Regions from separate parts of the Homo sapiens genome. Here region 1 is linked to region 2. A link is an interaction called in ENCODE POLR2A ChIA-PET data of the cell type or tissue named here. Cell type or tissue: OCI-LY7. All regions are shown on one strand. Region 1 overlaps LAMA2 (laminin subunit alpha 2). Region 2 overlaps LAMA2 (laminin subunit alpha 2).

Region 1 (8,000 bases), 68 kb after region 2:
AGAAAAGAGAAAGTATGAAAAAGTATCCAGGAACATAGCAAAGAACATGGACCAGACAGCATTAGGGATCTATGTGAGTTTAGTAATCATGAATTTGAAGCAAGGTCAGTCAACAGGTACTATGAGTTTCTTCAGATGTATCCAGCTCAGCAGTTGCAGGTACAGAGAAGATAGAGGTTAGATTTAACTGACGTTGTGGTTAAGCCAAGTGAATACAGTAAAACTAGAGATTAAAATAATTGACCATGGAATCTAAGACAGTGATGAGAAACCCTCAAGCTACAGCGATTTCCCATTGTCTCCCTAAATGCTATTAGTACTGTAGCCAAGACAAGTCTTTCTTTTATAGGACTATACAAGGCCTTAGAGGATATTTAGTATCCTTGGCCTAAAGGATAAAGGTAAAGTGGTACAGTACACATTTAGTGTGCTGTACACTAAATATCAGTAGCACTTTGCCACAAATTAAAGGAACAGTATATAATCCTTGACAGTGCTTTAACTCCATTGCATTTCCTTCTTTTTTAGAATGGAATTTTTTTCTATATGTTCCCCAAAGCAAGGCTAGTTTATATAACATTAAATTACTTATGCAAATGCAAAAATTAATCTGAACATCTATTTATTATATCTAGCACAAAACATAGAAACAAAGAAGGCATAGGTTATTATTTTGAAATTATGCTTTACTGAACACATAGGAATTGCTACCAATCGTTTAAATAGTTGCCTTATTTCTTAGACAAATAGTAACTGAAATGTATGGAGCATTCATGCATATATTTGGAATGTATTAAGTGTTCATGTGTATACCTGGCGCAGAGTTAATTGTTTTGCCTGCATTATCTGATTTGATTTTCCCACAGTGCCATGAAGTATGAATTATCATTATCACTATTATATAGTAAACAGTATAAAAATGTGTCTATGACTTGGAGAATGGAAAAATGTTTTACAATATTACATTCTGGTTGTTCACTTCCCTTCCATTCATGTTGACATTGAATTGTTCTAGGCTGCTAAGGCAGCACTGTCAGAAGCCACGTTTTTTCTAGGCATACACACACTTTATTCCTTTGTCCTTTAGTTCCTTAAACTACCCATGCACTTTCCTCCTCTTTCTTTTTACATTGATGATTAAAATAGTGAGCCTGAATTTTTTTAAATAAAAACCAACTAAGTTTTTTATTATTTATTATTTGGAGGAACATATGCCCTCCAAAATATCATTTAGTGCATCTTAGACATAAAACAATTTAACTGCTTGAAGAAAATGTCCAGCTTCTGAAATGGCATGCCATTAGATATTAGTGACATTTGTTTATAAACAAATAAATGTCTTCAACCTCTATGTAGTTACTATCAATATAGCCATGCAATATATATGGAGTTCCAAATACCTTTCAAAAAGTAATGTTGATACAGTAGTGATCACTTATGTCCTTTTGATTGAAACTGCATTATACGAAGTTCTTTCCTTTCAGCACAATAACCTGAAAAATATAGCTGTCTATTTAAAGAAGACATTTTCTTGTTTGGCAGAATATTATCATCATACAGCATATGTACAATATGGTCCTAATTTGTGTCGATATGTGCTAGGCTTAGAAAACTCACTTTAAGTTTTACTAAATTTATTTTGGAGTTTAACTCTTACTTTTGACATGATTTATATTCTAAGGAGATCTCAGCTTCTTCCTGCTTAAATGACATTACATAGATAGAAAGGTATATATTCTTATTATAGCAGTGTCTGCCAGGGCTGCAGTCCTGTTGTTAGAAGGCTGTCAGAATTTTAAATGTAAGCCTTCCTTTCCCAGGTGTTATAATTTAATCTTCTAACTCCTATTAATTTCTGAAGACTGTGGGGCCATCCTATATCTTAGAACAAAATATAGATACGTACATTCCTGATTTTTTTCTCCATATTTACCTTCCCCCAAATGTTTTAATTTTATTATTTCAAAATTATAATAATAGCAATGGATTTCAAATTAAAATTCTGGCTAGTGAATCCCTCAGGTATTTCTTTATATTGACTGATTTGTATGTTGTAGGCTAAATAATGCCCTCCTCCAAGATACCCATAGCTGAATTTCCAGAACCTGTAAATATGTTCCCTCTTACATGGCAAAAGGGACTTTGCAAATGTGACTAAGTTTAAGAACCTTAAGGTGGGAAGATGATCCTGCGTTATCCAGGTGGACCGAATCCAGTCACATGAGACCTTAAAAGTAGAAGAGGGGGTCAGAGTGATGAAACAATGGAAGAAGAGGAAGGAGAAGTTTGAAGCATGAAAAATATTTCATTCATCATTTCTGGCTTTAAAGATGGAGAGTCCCTTGAACCAAGGAATGTGAATGACCTCTAGAACCTGGAAAAGAGCATTGGCTGACAAACAGCAAGGAAATGGGAACCTCAGTTCCACAACCACAAGAAATGAATTCTGCCAACAACCTGAATGAACAAGGAGATAGATTCTCCTCTAGAGCCACCAGAAAGGAATGTATCCATGCCGACACCATCATTTTAGTCATTTTAGCTAAAGGAGACCCATATTGGAATATTCGCCTACAGAACTGTATTCCAACAAGGATGCATATGTTGGAATATTCACCTACAGAACCATGAGATAATATATTTGTGTTGCTTTCAATTGCTAAGTTTGTTACGGTAGCAATAGGAAACTAATGCAATGTACAGTTGACCCTTGCACAATGCAGGGATTAGGGATGCTGACCTCTACACAGTTGAAAATTTGTTTATAATTTTTAGCTCCCTAAAAACATAACTACTAAGAGTCTACTGTTGAACAGAAGCCTTACTGATAACATAAGCAATTTATTAACATATTTTGTATTTCATATGTATATATGCTGTATTCTTATAATAAAGTGTGTTAGAGAGAAAAGAAAATACTAAGAAAATCATAAGGAAGATAAAATATATTTGTGTTAATCAAGTGAAAGTTGATCATCTTAAAGGTCTTCATCTGCATCATCTTCATGTTGAAAAGGCTAAGGAGGAGGAAGAAGAGGAGGGGTTGGTCTTGCTGTCTCAGGGGAGGCAGAGACAGAAGAAAATCCGCGTATAAATGGACCGGACTTGCACAGTTCAAACCTGTGTTGTTCAGGTGTCAACTGTATATGAAGGCTTTCTTCTTTAAACAGAAAGGAAGTATTTTGTGCCCAAGATTTGGAGAAAGCAATGGGATAAAAATATCATAGAGATTTTATGGTATTTGTCCTTTTTTTCCTTTTCCCCTTCACTAAGGGTCTTGAAAAACTGGTCTGAAACTCCGCTCCAGTAGAGCAAAAAGAAGAACTGAAAGTTAAGAAGATATTTTTGTGAAAAATGTTGTGAGACAAATTTTGACACAGGGTTGAGGAACTCTTTTTTTCCGCATCTGACCAAGGGCAGGCTTGATATCCTGAAGGTTAAGAGCGGCTTTGCCTGAAGCAAAGTTCTCACTATGGGAAGTTGCAGCCGAGTAGTGAAGAGTTATCTTGATGGGAGGCCGGAACAAATTTGCTTTGGAGACGTAAAGGGAACTAAGAACTATTCTTACTGGACTCCAATATGAGACTTTATTTCTATCCATTGGTTTGCAAGGCCTGGAGATATATGCATTAGATAAAAAGACTGTATTTGTAATTAGAAAAGCCTCCAGTAATTAATGTCCAAATATGCAACCAATTTAAATGATGTCTACATAATACCACACATAGATGAAAATCCAAAAAGTCAAACATTCATTATAATAATTCTTCCAATCTAGTTGTTGTTATATAGAAGCCCCTCAGAGGGCACCCCATTTTGCTGAATTTCTTGAGTTTTTTACTTATATCACAGAATCAGGATGTTCAAAGTATAACAAAGATGAGAAGTAAGTTGAAAAAAGAATTATTAGTGATATTTCTTCTACCATATACATGTTATCTTGGAATTGGAATTTTTTCATAATAAGAAATCCATTAGCATAAATACAGTTTAAATTGAATAAGTAAATTTCATTAAAAACAAAATATTTATTTGGGGGTACATTTTATAAATAGCTGCAAAATCAAAACTGCATTTTTGAAATGTAAGCCATATTGATGCTAGTAAGTCAATATGCTCATTATCAATTGTGTATGTACTTTTATGTTATTTAGAAAATTTAATTACACGTACGGTGTTTCAAGTATTCAATAGATAAACCACCTAGGAATATAACAGGGGGCATAAAACATATTATCGACTCTGTGTCTTTATGAAACTAGATAAAGCAAAGAAAAATCTGTCAATTACTCAGCCAGTTTCATCTTAGTAGCCTACTGTAAATTGAGGTCTATGTTTTTGAGTGAATGAAATCTAGTAAATTAAGTTCACCAGGTCTTATTCTAGTTTATTTTAGATGGAAATGTATGATTTTTAAAAGTGGGAGTAAAATCTTACACATATTTCTGAAATGTTAAGAAGATAATTTTATAATTCAAACCTGTACAAGAACTTAGTTTGCCTATCTGAGCAAATTTTACATTCACTAGTGAATGCCCATGTGAAAGACAAGCAGGAAACTTCCAGGGGCCAAGGGGCTTAGAACCAACTGAACTGGTACAAAATAAACATTAGGTATTTCAGTACGTAGAGTTTGTGGACAAAAAGAATAGGCTCTTACCAATTACTATGCTACTAGAATATCCAATTTTGCTTTTACCAAGCCTTAGTGAAAAGTGAATGAATTCTAACAAGAAGACTCAAAGACACTGGTGCTCCCCCTGTGTCTCCCTTCACTTATTCTGCATGGTCAGCACCTCTTCAAAAGACCAATAATAATGGTCCCCTACAAGAAGTATACAATTGCTCCTCTGATGTGAAAGCATATGAAGAAAATAAGTGTCCAAAGCTGCATAAATATTTGCACCCCTTTGAGAGTATGAGAAAGTGTGTGTTTTATGTTGTGATTGATAGGACAACTTTCATGGCCCACTTTGAACTCTTAGCAGGAACTTTGGAATGTCCTGAGGGTCTGTCTGCCTTTGTATGGCAGGAACTCTGTTTTCTTAGAAAATAGTAAAGAACAGTTTGTACTCCTTTGTTCTAAAGGGTACCTATAGTTTATGGGAATTGGGGAACTTAGTAGAAAAATCACCAACGCTCTCATGTTTCTCATAAAAAATGCTCAGCTTTATTTGGAAACTTTGGCCATTGTTTTCTTTTTCTTCTTTCTTCTTCTCCTTCCTCTTTTGGGTTAAAAAGGCCACAGTCTGACCTACTTATATGTGTGATGAAATGTGCAGACTCTGCCAAGGCTATTTATTCTAATGATTTATCTACTCAAGATAAAAAGAAATAAAGTGAAGACAAATCTGAAATACTGTGCAATGTACTTACTTGAAAGCAGTAAGTTCTCATGTTAGAAAATTTCCCTATTAAGCAAGAAATCTTGAACACTTCATTAAAGTCATATGATCTGATTTTTATTATCATTTAAGTCAGGGAATTTTAGAACTAAATGTGTCAATTATAAAACTGTACATATGTATAGCCTCCAAAATGTGTTAAACATTAGTTCATATGAATCTCAAAATACTGTAACACAGTAAAATGAGCAAGAAAATTTTTGAAATTTGCACAGTAGAGACGATGCTGTTAATGTTCACCGAGGTAAATAATTTGTCCAAAGTTCTATTTCTGTGAGATACTCAACTGAGACATAATCTCAGCTTTTTTCACTTTCATATTCTATATTTTGGTTTTCATTTTGTTCTTAAGAAACAAGTATTTTTAAAATGAAACATCTGGTTTCGGCAGTGCTGGCTAATGCTCAGAACTCCCTTCCCTTGTTTTCTTCAATGTCACCCTTCTATAAAAACCTCTGAATATCTGAATACGTTTTAAGAGCACCCCTTATAAAACACTTTTTGCTTTGTTATGTTTCATTTTGCAGGTGCCAAAGTCACAAATATTTCACCTCATTCAGATATTCCAGGTAGTAAGGCTGATATTTTTATGAGTCATTTCATCTGACAAAATTAATTTAAGAATAAATAACATTGAAATAGTAAGTAGCATGTATTTTGGACTTAACTCTTATTTTCCCTATTTCTATTCTTCCATGTTTTAATAGATTAATATATACTCATGTGTATATATGTACATGCACACTCACACACATATAAGTATATATATATTTATTTTTCCTCATCTTATACAAGTGGAAACATACTATACACATTATAAGAGCACAGTATAATTTTTATGTAATATAATTTGAAGTTAATTCCATATTGGATAGTTTCTTCATTATATGTGTAAGTATATGTAATATATCATATGTATCTATGATTGTGTATTTCATTGAATGAATGCACTCAAACGTGTTCAGCAATCAGCACAGAGGTTAAACATTGACTCTAGTACTAGACTGTGAAGGTTCAAATCCTGCTTTCACCACCTGCCATCTTTGTAACCTTGAACAAGTTATGTAAGTACTCAATGCTTCAATTCCCTCATCTTTAAAATCAATGTAACAGTTATAAGATTCTTACCACATAAGGTTGTGTGTGGTGTTTTGAGAATGTAATGAATGAACATATCCAAAGCCACATTGTAGAGTGCTTAGCACTTGCAAAGCATAATGTCAGTGTGAGTTGTCATTTCCATCATCATTTTTAACATGTTTAATTGCAACCCCTATTGATGGACGTACGGACATTTTCAATATTTTTTACTACAAACGTTGTTATACATTGTTTTTCTGTTGTTGTTGTTGTTGTTGTTGGAGATGGAGTCTTGCTCTATCACCCAGGCTGGAGTGCAGTGGTGTGATCTCGGCTCACTGCAACCTCCACCTCCCGGGTTCAAGTGATTCTCTGCCTCAGCCTCCCGAGTAGCTGGGATTACAGGTGCTTGCCACCATGCCCAGCTAATTTTTGTATTTTTAGTAGAGACAGGGTTTCACCATCTTGGCCAGGCTGGTCTTGAACTCCTGAACTCATGAGTCACCCTTCTCAGCCTCCCAAAGTGCTGGGATTGCAAGCGTGTTTCAGTGAATAGCCATGTGCCCAGCTGTTTCTCACATGCACCCTTATAACTGTGGGATAAATCTCTGAAGGTGAAACTGCTATGTCAAAGTATATATGCATTTATAATTTTAACAGATATTGCCAAATTGAACCCATATATTTTAGACATGCTACCACCAATGCATGAGAGTACTTGTTTCCCTAAACCCCTCTCTAATAGAGTATATTATCAAACTTTTGGGTCTTTGGCAATCCAATGGGTGAAAAATGACATTTTGGGCTGGGTGTGGTGGCTCACGCCTGTAATCTCACCACTTTGGGAGGCTGAGGCAGGCGAATCCCTGAGGCCATGAGTTCGAGACCTGCCTGGCCAACATGGTGAAACCCTGTGTTTACTAAAAATACAAAAAAAAAAAAAAAGCCAGGCATGGTGGTGCACACCTATAATTCCAGCTACTTGGGAGGCTGAGGCATGAGAATCACTTAATTGCTTGAACCTGGGAGACAGAGGTTGCAGTGAGCCAAGATAGTGCCATTGCACTCCAGACTGGGCAACAGAGCAAGACTCCATCTCAAAAAAAAAAAAAGGAAGAGAGACAATTATATTTTTTTCCACACAAGCATTTAAAATCTAATTCAAAAATCTATTCTGAACTTACTGAATCCCAAGAATAATTAGGAGAGGAAAAGAAATAATGTTTAAATAAATTCTATCTGCCTGTTACTATAGAACATGAAGAATGGGTTCTGTGTTCCTCTTATGAATTTCTTTTTAAAACCCTTCAAAGTAGGTATTTTCATGCCCTTTTAGACATAACATAACGTATAATTCAGAGTTGAATTAATTTTCCCAAAATCACACAGCAAATATATAGACTACAATTAGAAAGTGGGTAAGTCTCATTCTTAAACATATACTTTTGCATTATAGTCACATGAAACCACTGAGCGTGTTCATGTGTGTGTGTGTGTGTGTGTGAGAGAGAGAGA
Region 2 (8,000 bases):
ATCTGACTCATGGCCTATATTTGTATGATCTGTAAGCAAAGGATGTTTTTACATTTGTAAAGGTTTGTTAAAAGGAGAAGTAGAAGAAGGGGAGAATGAAGAGAACTAGGAGGGGGGGGAAGAAGAGGAGGAAGAATGAAGAGAGTCTTTATATGGCTTATTTTACTATCTGGCCCTTTACAGAAAAGTTTTCCAACCTCAGAGTTAAATAAACTATGATGTGTCTATGTTTGGCTTTCAAGCTTACCTTGCTTGATTCACAAAGCTTCTAGGAACTATAAATTGAGATTTTATTCCACATTTAGGAAATTTTAGGCTATTTTTTTTATTTTTACTTATTTTTTTTAGGCTTTTGTTTAAAACCTGTTTTTTGACCAGTGTTTTTCCTTCTCTTTCTAGGACTCCAGCTGCATGTGTGCTAGGGCGTTCATTGTATCTGAGGCAGTGCTAAGTAATTTTTTTTCTTTCTCCGTTCTTTAGATTGGATCATTTCCATTCATCTGTCATTATACTTTGGTCTACATATAATGTATCTTTAATTTACTAGCTGATTTTAAAATATTCTCATTAGGCCGGGCACAGTGGTTCACCCCAGGAATCCCAGTACTTTGGAAGGCCGAAGCAGGCAAGTCGCTTGCGGTCAGGAGTTTAAGACCAACCTGGCCAACATGGTGAAACCCTGTCTCTATTAAAAATACAAAATTTAGCCAGGCATGGTGGCAGGCACCTGTAATATCACCTACTCAGGAGACTGAGGCAGGAGAATAGCTTGAACCCAGGAAGTGAGGTTGCAGTGGGTCAAGCTTGCACCAGTGCACTTCAGCCTGGGCAAGAGAGCGAGACCCTATCTCAAAAATAAATACAAATAAATAAATAAATAAATTCTCATTATATTTACTTTTAACAATAGTATCATGTTTGAGAAAACTTTGGCCTGTAGACCAAATCCTGGCCTATGGCCAGATGACTACAAAAGTAGTCATTAGGTTGACTACTCTTCCTCCTATCATCTCTACCTGATGTTAAGCATATCCAGTGAATTATTAAATTGAGGTATTTTACTTTTCAGCTTTCTGGAGTTCTTATGTTCCTTACAGCTTCCATTTCTCTGAAATACTCCATACCTTCACTCATTATAAACATTGTTTCCTTTATATTCTCGGACATATTTACAGAACTTACGTTGACTTCCTTGTATGCTAATTTCAATATCTGGGTCACCTCAGGATCTGCTTTTATCAACTTCTTTTTTTAATAAGGTCAACATTTTCCTGTTTCTTTCCTGTATATCTAATACAGTAGTCCTCCTTTATTCACAGAGGATATGTTCCAGGAACCCCAGTTGATACCTGAAATCACAGATAGTACCAAACCTATATATACTATGTTTTTTCTATCTGATACCTGTGATGGGACTAAGTGACTAACAGGAGGGTAGTGTCTATACAGCATAGATATGCTGGACAAGGGGATGATTCATATCCCTGGTGCGACAGAGCAAGATGGCCCGAGATTTCACCACACTATTCAAAATGACATGCAAATTAAAACTTTTCAATTATTTATTTCTGGAGTTTTCCATTTAATATTTTCGAACTGTGGTTAACCATGATAACTGAAACCTCAGACAGCAAAACTACAGATGAGGTGAGGACTACTGTAATTTATCATCTCTACAGGACATTTCGGAGAATACAATGCAGACACTGGTTTCTGTTATGTTCCTCTGAAGAGTTTGAATTGGTTCTAATTAGTAATAAACTTGCTGAGTGATCACCATGAAGTCATGAAAGTTTACTTTCATACTTTGTTAGGACAGATTAGTGGAAAACTCCAGGTATTCATCAAACATTTCTAATGTAGTTAACTTAAAGTCTGAATTCTCTTTACTTTATGGTTGGTAGCACCTGAAAACTCTTCTCACCTTGTTCAGTTTCCAGCGGTTGCTTTCCACTGAATTTCCTAGAATCTCCTGAGTGAATATACAATAAAGGGATCAGTTAAGGCTGGGAAGGGTATTGTTATGCAAATTTTGTGAATTGCAGTTTAACAGCTAAAGAATTTATCTCTATGATGTTCATAAAATTATTGTCTTAAAATTTGATTTTAGATTTTTCCACTTAATGACATTTAATTTATATGTGTATATAAAATATGCCTTACCTATTCTGTGCACAGTCCCAACTTCATAATGGGGGAATGAATGAATGTATCTTAAACAAATGATGATTTTGAAACTGACCTGTGAACTTAGTTAATTGAGATTCAGTGAGGTATATAAATAAGTCTAATTTTAACACTCTGATTTATAGTAGCAAACAAGTTTTCATTTGTAAATTAAGCCTAGATATATATACATATGAACTATATTGAATAGGTGGGCATTTCTTGGGCAAATAATTTAGTTTTTTTTTTTTTTCCTATTACATCTGGAAAATAAATCTTGTATATACAGTATATGAACACAGTGTAGTTTTGTTTAAGTAAACTAGCTTTGTTGATATACTATGTATACAAGATAAAAAGGAATAAAACATGAAAATATCAATAAGTATTGAATCTAAGTAACAAATATATAGGAATTTATTATTCTATTATCTTTACTTTTGTGTAAGCATGTAAAAGAACTGGATTTTAGAAATTATAAACATGTATTAAAGGTAATTCTTATAGTTTTCTCAATAATTTGCTGCTCTGTATTATTAAAACTACTTTGTCTATAAAAGTTTGCTGAAGTGAAAAATATTGCTGTTTCTATTACACTTCGTTAAATTCATTTTAATATTTTTGTTAGGTATCTCCAAATTATCCAAGGCCATGCCAGCCATGTCATTGCGATCCAATTGGTTCCTTAAATGAAGTCTGTGTCAAGGATGAGAAACATGCTCGACGAGGTGAGAGCTGCAGCAGAATGTCACTGCTCTGATAAAAGGACAACTAAAAGCCAAATATGATTATTTTCAGAAGAATATTTTGCAGTAAATGTTATTCATGTAATAAATTTATTCTTTAATCTATCAGTGTATTAGCGTTCCCTCCAGGAAGTAGTTTTTAAACTCATCTCAATAATTACTTTCATGTTTAATTATAATGTTTTCATAGCAAGAAGAGTTGAATTATGTATTTTGAGATACACACACACACATACACAGAGATAAAGAAAGAGAGAGAGTCAATCACAAATCTGTGGTATATGTAATTTTTTCATATCGTGTTATTTATTAGATTGTTTGTAGCTTCTATGAGTTCTAGCATGAAATGCCAGCGTTCACTGAGGAATGTGTGTGCTGTAGTGGGAAAAGCAAATAGAAGAACTCACACACTGAGATGTAGGCAATAATATAGAAAGCAAGAAGTGTTCATAAAGGACTAAGAAGGTAGTAGTCATGAATTAATGAACAGAAAGAGGCTGACACTAATTTAAGCTAAAGCCTTCCTTTGAGGAATGAAATTCATGAACTCCAAACATTAAGAAATCAAATGCCAACATAACTCCTTGATATAAAAGCGTTTGGGAGCTACTTCCAGGGCAGTTGCTCGCCAAGTTTAAGTAGGAAATTCATAGAATGCACTGGGACGCTTCTTCTCTAGAAAGACTAAAATTAATCAAGGCTACAATGTAGTGTTTTTTTCCCTAATGACTTTAGCGTTAAAAGACCAGCAATGTTTCTTAGGTACAATTCTTGTTACCTGCTTTCTTTATAAAACTGTAGGATTATCAATCTGAGCATTACATGTAGACTAAATTTTGAAATATTAAAAAACGGATACGTTTTGATAGTCGAATGATGAATTACTGAGCTCACTTTTCGTTTTAAGCCTTTTCTCTTTGTGTTTACAAGTAAATCACAATGTTGTTTTCATTAATATCATTTAACTCTTCCCTACCCCTTTTTGAGTAATGAGTATATGATCACAGAATAAAAATGGAAAAGTAGAAAAATAAATATACAATTCAGTGGTAATTCAGGAGAGATACCACTATTAACATTTTCATATATTTCTGTCATAATGCATACAAAAATTTCTGATATTGCTCCTCTTAACTTTATGTGATGAGTTTCCCCAAAAATCTATGAAAACTTTCTCTGAAGTCTGGCTTCAGCACCTAAATAACACATTATTATATGGTCGTGCCATAATTATTTACCCTCTCAACTTTATATGGACATTAAGATTGTTTCAAATTTTTGTTTATTTTAACCAATCCTTTAATAATACTTATTCCATATAATTACTTTTCAATTATTGTAAAAACAATACATAGTAAAATAAATTCTTAATAGTAAAGAAATAAAATAATAAGTGTCCTCTTCAACCTATTTATCCCAGTCTTACTTCCAAATTTAAAAATATTGAGCCTTTTTTCCGATTCAGTTTTTATTTTTTTTAATTATACTTTAAGTTTTAGGGTACATGTGCACAATGTGCAGGTTAGTTACATATGTATACATGTGCCATGCTGGTGCACTGCACCCACTAACTCGTCATCTAGCATTAGGTATATCTCCCAATGCTATCCCTCCCCCCTCCCCCCACCCCACAACAGTCCCCAGAGTGTGATATTCCCCTTCCTGTGTCCATGTGATAGCATTGTTCAATTCCCACCTATGAGTGAGAATATGTGGTGTTTGGTTTTTTGTTCTTGCAATCGTTTACTGAGAATGATGTTTTCCAATTTCATCCATGTCCCTACAAAGGACATGAACTCATCATTTTTTATGGCTGCATAGTATTCCATGGTGTATAAGTGCCACATTTTCTTAATCCAGTCTATCATTGTTGGACATTTGGGTTGGTTCCAAGTCTTTGCTATTGTGGATAATGCCGCAATAAACATACGTGTGCATGTGTCTTCATAGCAGCATGATTTACAGTCCTTTGGGTATATACCCAGTAATGGGATGGCTGGGTCAAAGGGTATTTCCAGTTCTAGATCCCTGAGGAATGGCCACACTGACTTCCACAATGGTTGAACTAGTTTACAGTCCCACCAACAGTGTGTAAAAGTGTTCCTATTTCTCCACATCCTCTCCAGCACCTGTTGTTTCCTGACTTTTTAATGATTGCCATTCTAACTGGTGTGAGATGGTATCTCATTGTGGTTTTGATTTGCATTTCTCTGATGGCCAGTGATGATGAGCATTTTTTCATGTGTTTTTTGGCTGCATAAATGTCTTCTTTTGAGAAGTGTCTGTTCATGTCCTTCGCCCACTTGTTGATGGGGTTGTTTGTTTTTTTCTTGTAAATTTGTTTGAGTTCATTGTAGATTCTGGATATTAGCCCTTTGTCAGATGAGTAGGTTGCAAAAATTTTCTCCCATTTTGTAGGTTGCCTGTTCACTCTGATGGTAGTTTCTTTTGCTGTGCAGAAGCTCTTTAGTTTAATTAGATCCCATTTGTCAATTTTGTCTTTTGTTGCCATTGCTTTTGGTGTTTTAGACATGAAGTCCTTGCCCATGCCTATGTCCTGAATGGTACTGCCTAGGTTTTCTTCTAGGGTTTTTATGGTTTTAGGTCTAACGTTTAAGTCTTTAATCCATCTTGAATTGATTTTTGTATAAGGTGTAAGGAAGGGATCCAGTTTCAGCTTTCTACATATGGCTAGCCAGTTCTCCCAGCACCATTTATTAAACAGGGAATCCTTTCCCCATTGCTTGTTTTTCTCAGGTTTGTCAAAGATCAGGTAGTTGTACATATGCGGCGTTATTTCTGAGGGCTCTGTTCTGTTCCATTGATCTATATCTCTGTTTTGGTACCAGTACCATGCTGTTTTGGTTACTGTAGACTTGTAGTATAGTTTGAAGTCAGGTAGTGTGATGCCTCCAGCTTTGTTCTTTTGGCTTAGGATTGACTTGGCGATGCGGGCTCTTTTTTGGTTCCATATGAACTTTAAAGTAGTTTTTTCCAATTCTGTGAAGAAAGGCATTGGTAGCTTGATGGGGATGGCATTGAATCTGTAAATTACCTTGGGCAGTATGGCCATTTTCACGATATTGATTCTTCCTACCCATGAGCATGGAATGTTCTTCCATTTGTTTGTATCCTCTTTTATTTCCTTGAGCAGTGGTTTGTAGTTCTCCTTGAAGAGGTCCTTCACATCCCTTGTAAGTTGGATTCCTAGGTATTTTATTCTCTTTGAAGCAATTGTGAATGGGAGTTCACTCATGATTTGGCTCTCTGTTTGTTGTTGTTGTATAAGAATGCTTGTGACTTTTGTACATTGATTTTGTATCCTGAGACTTTGCTGAAGTTGCTTATCAGCTTAAGGAGATTTTGGACTGAGACAATGGGGTTTTCTAGATATACAATCATGTCGTCTGCAAACGGGGACAATTTGACTTCCTCTTTTCCTAATTGAATACCCTTTATTTCCTTCTCCTGCCTAATTGCCCTGGCCAGAACTTCCAACACTATGTTGAATAGGAGCGGTGAGAGAGGGCATCCCTGTCTTGTGCCAGTTTTCAAAGGGAATGCTTCCAGTTTTTGCCCATTCTGTATGATACTGGCTGTGGGTTTGTCATAGATAGCTCTTAATATTTTGAATTACGTCCCATCAATACCTAATTTATTGAGAGTTTTTAGCATGAAGGGTTGTTGAATTTTGTCAAAGGCTTTTTCTGCATCTATTGAGATAATCATGTGGTTTTTGTCTTTGGCTCTGTTTATATGCTGGATTACATTTATTGATTTGTGTATATTGAACCAGCCTTGCATCCCAGGGATGAAGCCTACTTGATCATGGTGGATAAGCTTTTTGATGTGCTGCTGGATTCGTTTTGCCAGTATTTTACTGAGGATTTTTGCATCAATGTTCATCAAGGATATTGGTCTAAAATTCTCTTTTTTGGTTGTGTCTCTGCCTGGCTTTGGTATCAGAATGATGCTGGCCTCATAAAATGAGTTAGGGAGGATTCCCTCTTTTTCTATTGATTGGAATAGTTTCAGAAGGAATGGTACCAGTTCCTCCTTGTACCTCTGGTAGAATTCGGCTGTGAATCCATCTGGTCCTGGACTCTTTTTGGTTGGTAAGCTATTGATTATTGCCACAATTTCAGATCCTGTTATTGGTCTATTCAGAGATTCAACTTCTTCCTGGTTTAGTCTTGGGAGAGTGTATGTGTCGAGGAATTTATCCATTTCTTCTAGATTTTCTAGTTTATTTGCATAGAGGTGTTTGTAGTATTCTCTGATTTTAGTTTGTATTTCTGTGGGATCCGTGGTGATATCCCCTTTATCATTTTTTATTGCATCTATTAGATTCTTCTCTCTTTTTTTCTTTATTAGTCTTGCTAGCGGTCTATCAATTTTGTTGACCCTTTCAAAAAACCAGCTCCTGGATTCATTAATTTTTTGAAGGGTTTTTTGTGTCTCTATTTCCTTCAGTTCTGCTCTGATTTTAGTTATTTCTTGCCTTCTGCTAGCTTTTGAATGTGTTTGCTCCTGCTTTTCTAGTTCTTTTAATTGTGATGTTAGGGTGTCAATTTTGGATCTTTCCTGCTTTCTCTTGTGGGCATTTAGTGCTATAAATTTCCCTCTACACACTGCTTTGAATGCGTCCCAGAGATTCTGGTATGTTGTGTCTTTGTTCTCATGGGTTTCAAAGAACATCTTTATTTCTGCCTTCATTTCGTTATGTACCCAGTAGTCATTCAGGAGCAGGTTGTTCAGTTTCCATGTAGTTGAGCAGTTTTGAGTGAGATTCTTAATCCTGAGTTCTAGTTTGATTGCACTGTGGTCTGAGAGATAGTTTGTTATAATTTCTGTTCTTTTACATTTGCTGAGGAGAGCTTTACTTCCAAGTATGTGGTCAATTTTGGAATAGGTGTGGTGTGGTGCTGAAAAAAATGTATATTCTGTTGATTTGGGGTGGAGAGTTCTGTAGATGTTTATTAGGTCCGCTTGGTGCAGAGCTGTGTTCAATTCCTGGGTATCCTTGTTGACTTCTTGTTGACTTTCTGTCTCGTTGATCTGTCTAATGTTGACAGTGGGGTGTTAAAG

What was found. ChIA-PET counts read pairs that join two places held together with the same protein. Peaks named below come from ENCODE experiments on the same cell type or tissue, not always from the same donor. Only the 100,000 strongest peaks of a DNase experiment are listed, where the experiment ranks them.
Region 1: POLR2A ChIA-PET joins it to region 2 with 5 read pairs; 2 of 35 experiments call an interaction of 5 or more read pairs at or near these places.

Annotation. Positions count from the first base shown.
Region 1 is chr6:129,230,589-129,238,588 of GRCh38, forward strand. All of the region lies in intron 12 of LAMA2 (laminin subunit alpha 2), which reads left to right. Among named protein-coding and RNA genes, the nearest start is that of LAMA2, 350 kb to the left of the region's middle. In OCI-LY7, no CTCF peak of the experiment used is centred here; a DNase peak (open chromatin) is centred at 3,373; H3K4me3 peaks cover 337 bases; H3K27ac peaks cover 672 bases.
Region 2 is chr6:129,162,782-129,170,781 of GRCh38, forward strand. It overlaps LAMA2 (laminin subunit alpha 2), which reads left to right. Exons shown (of 65, transcript NM_000426.4): 9 at 2,795-2,894. Among named protein-coding and RNA genes, the nearest start is that of LAMA2, 280 kb to the left of the region's middle. In OCI-LY7, no CTCF peak of the experiment used is centred here; no DNase peak of the experiment used is centred here.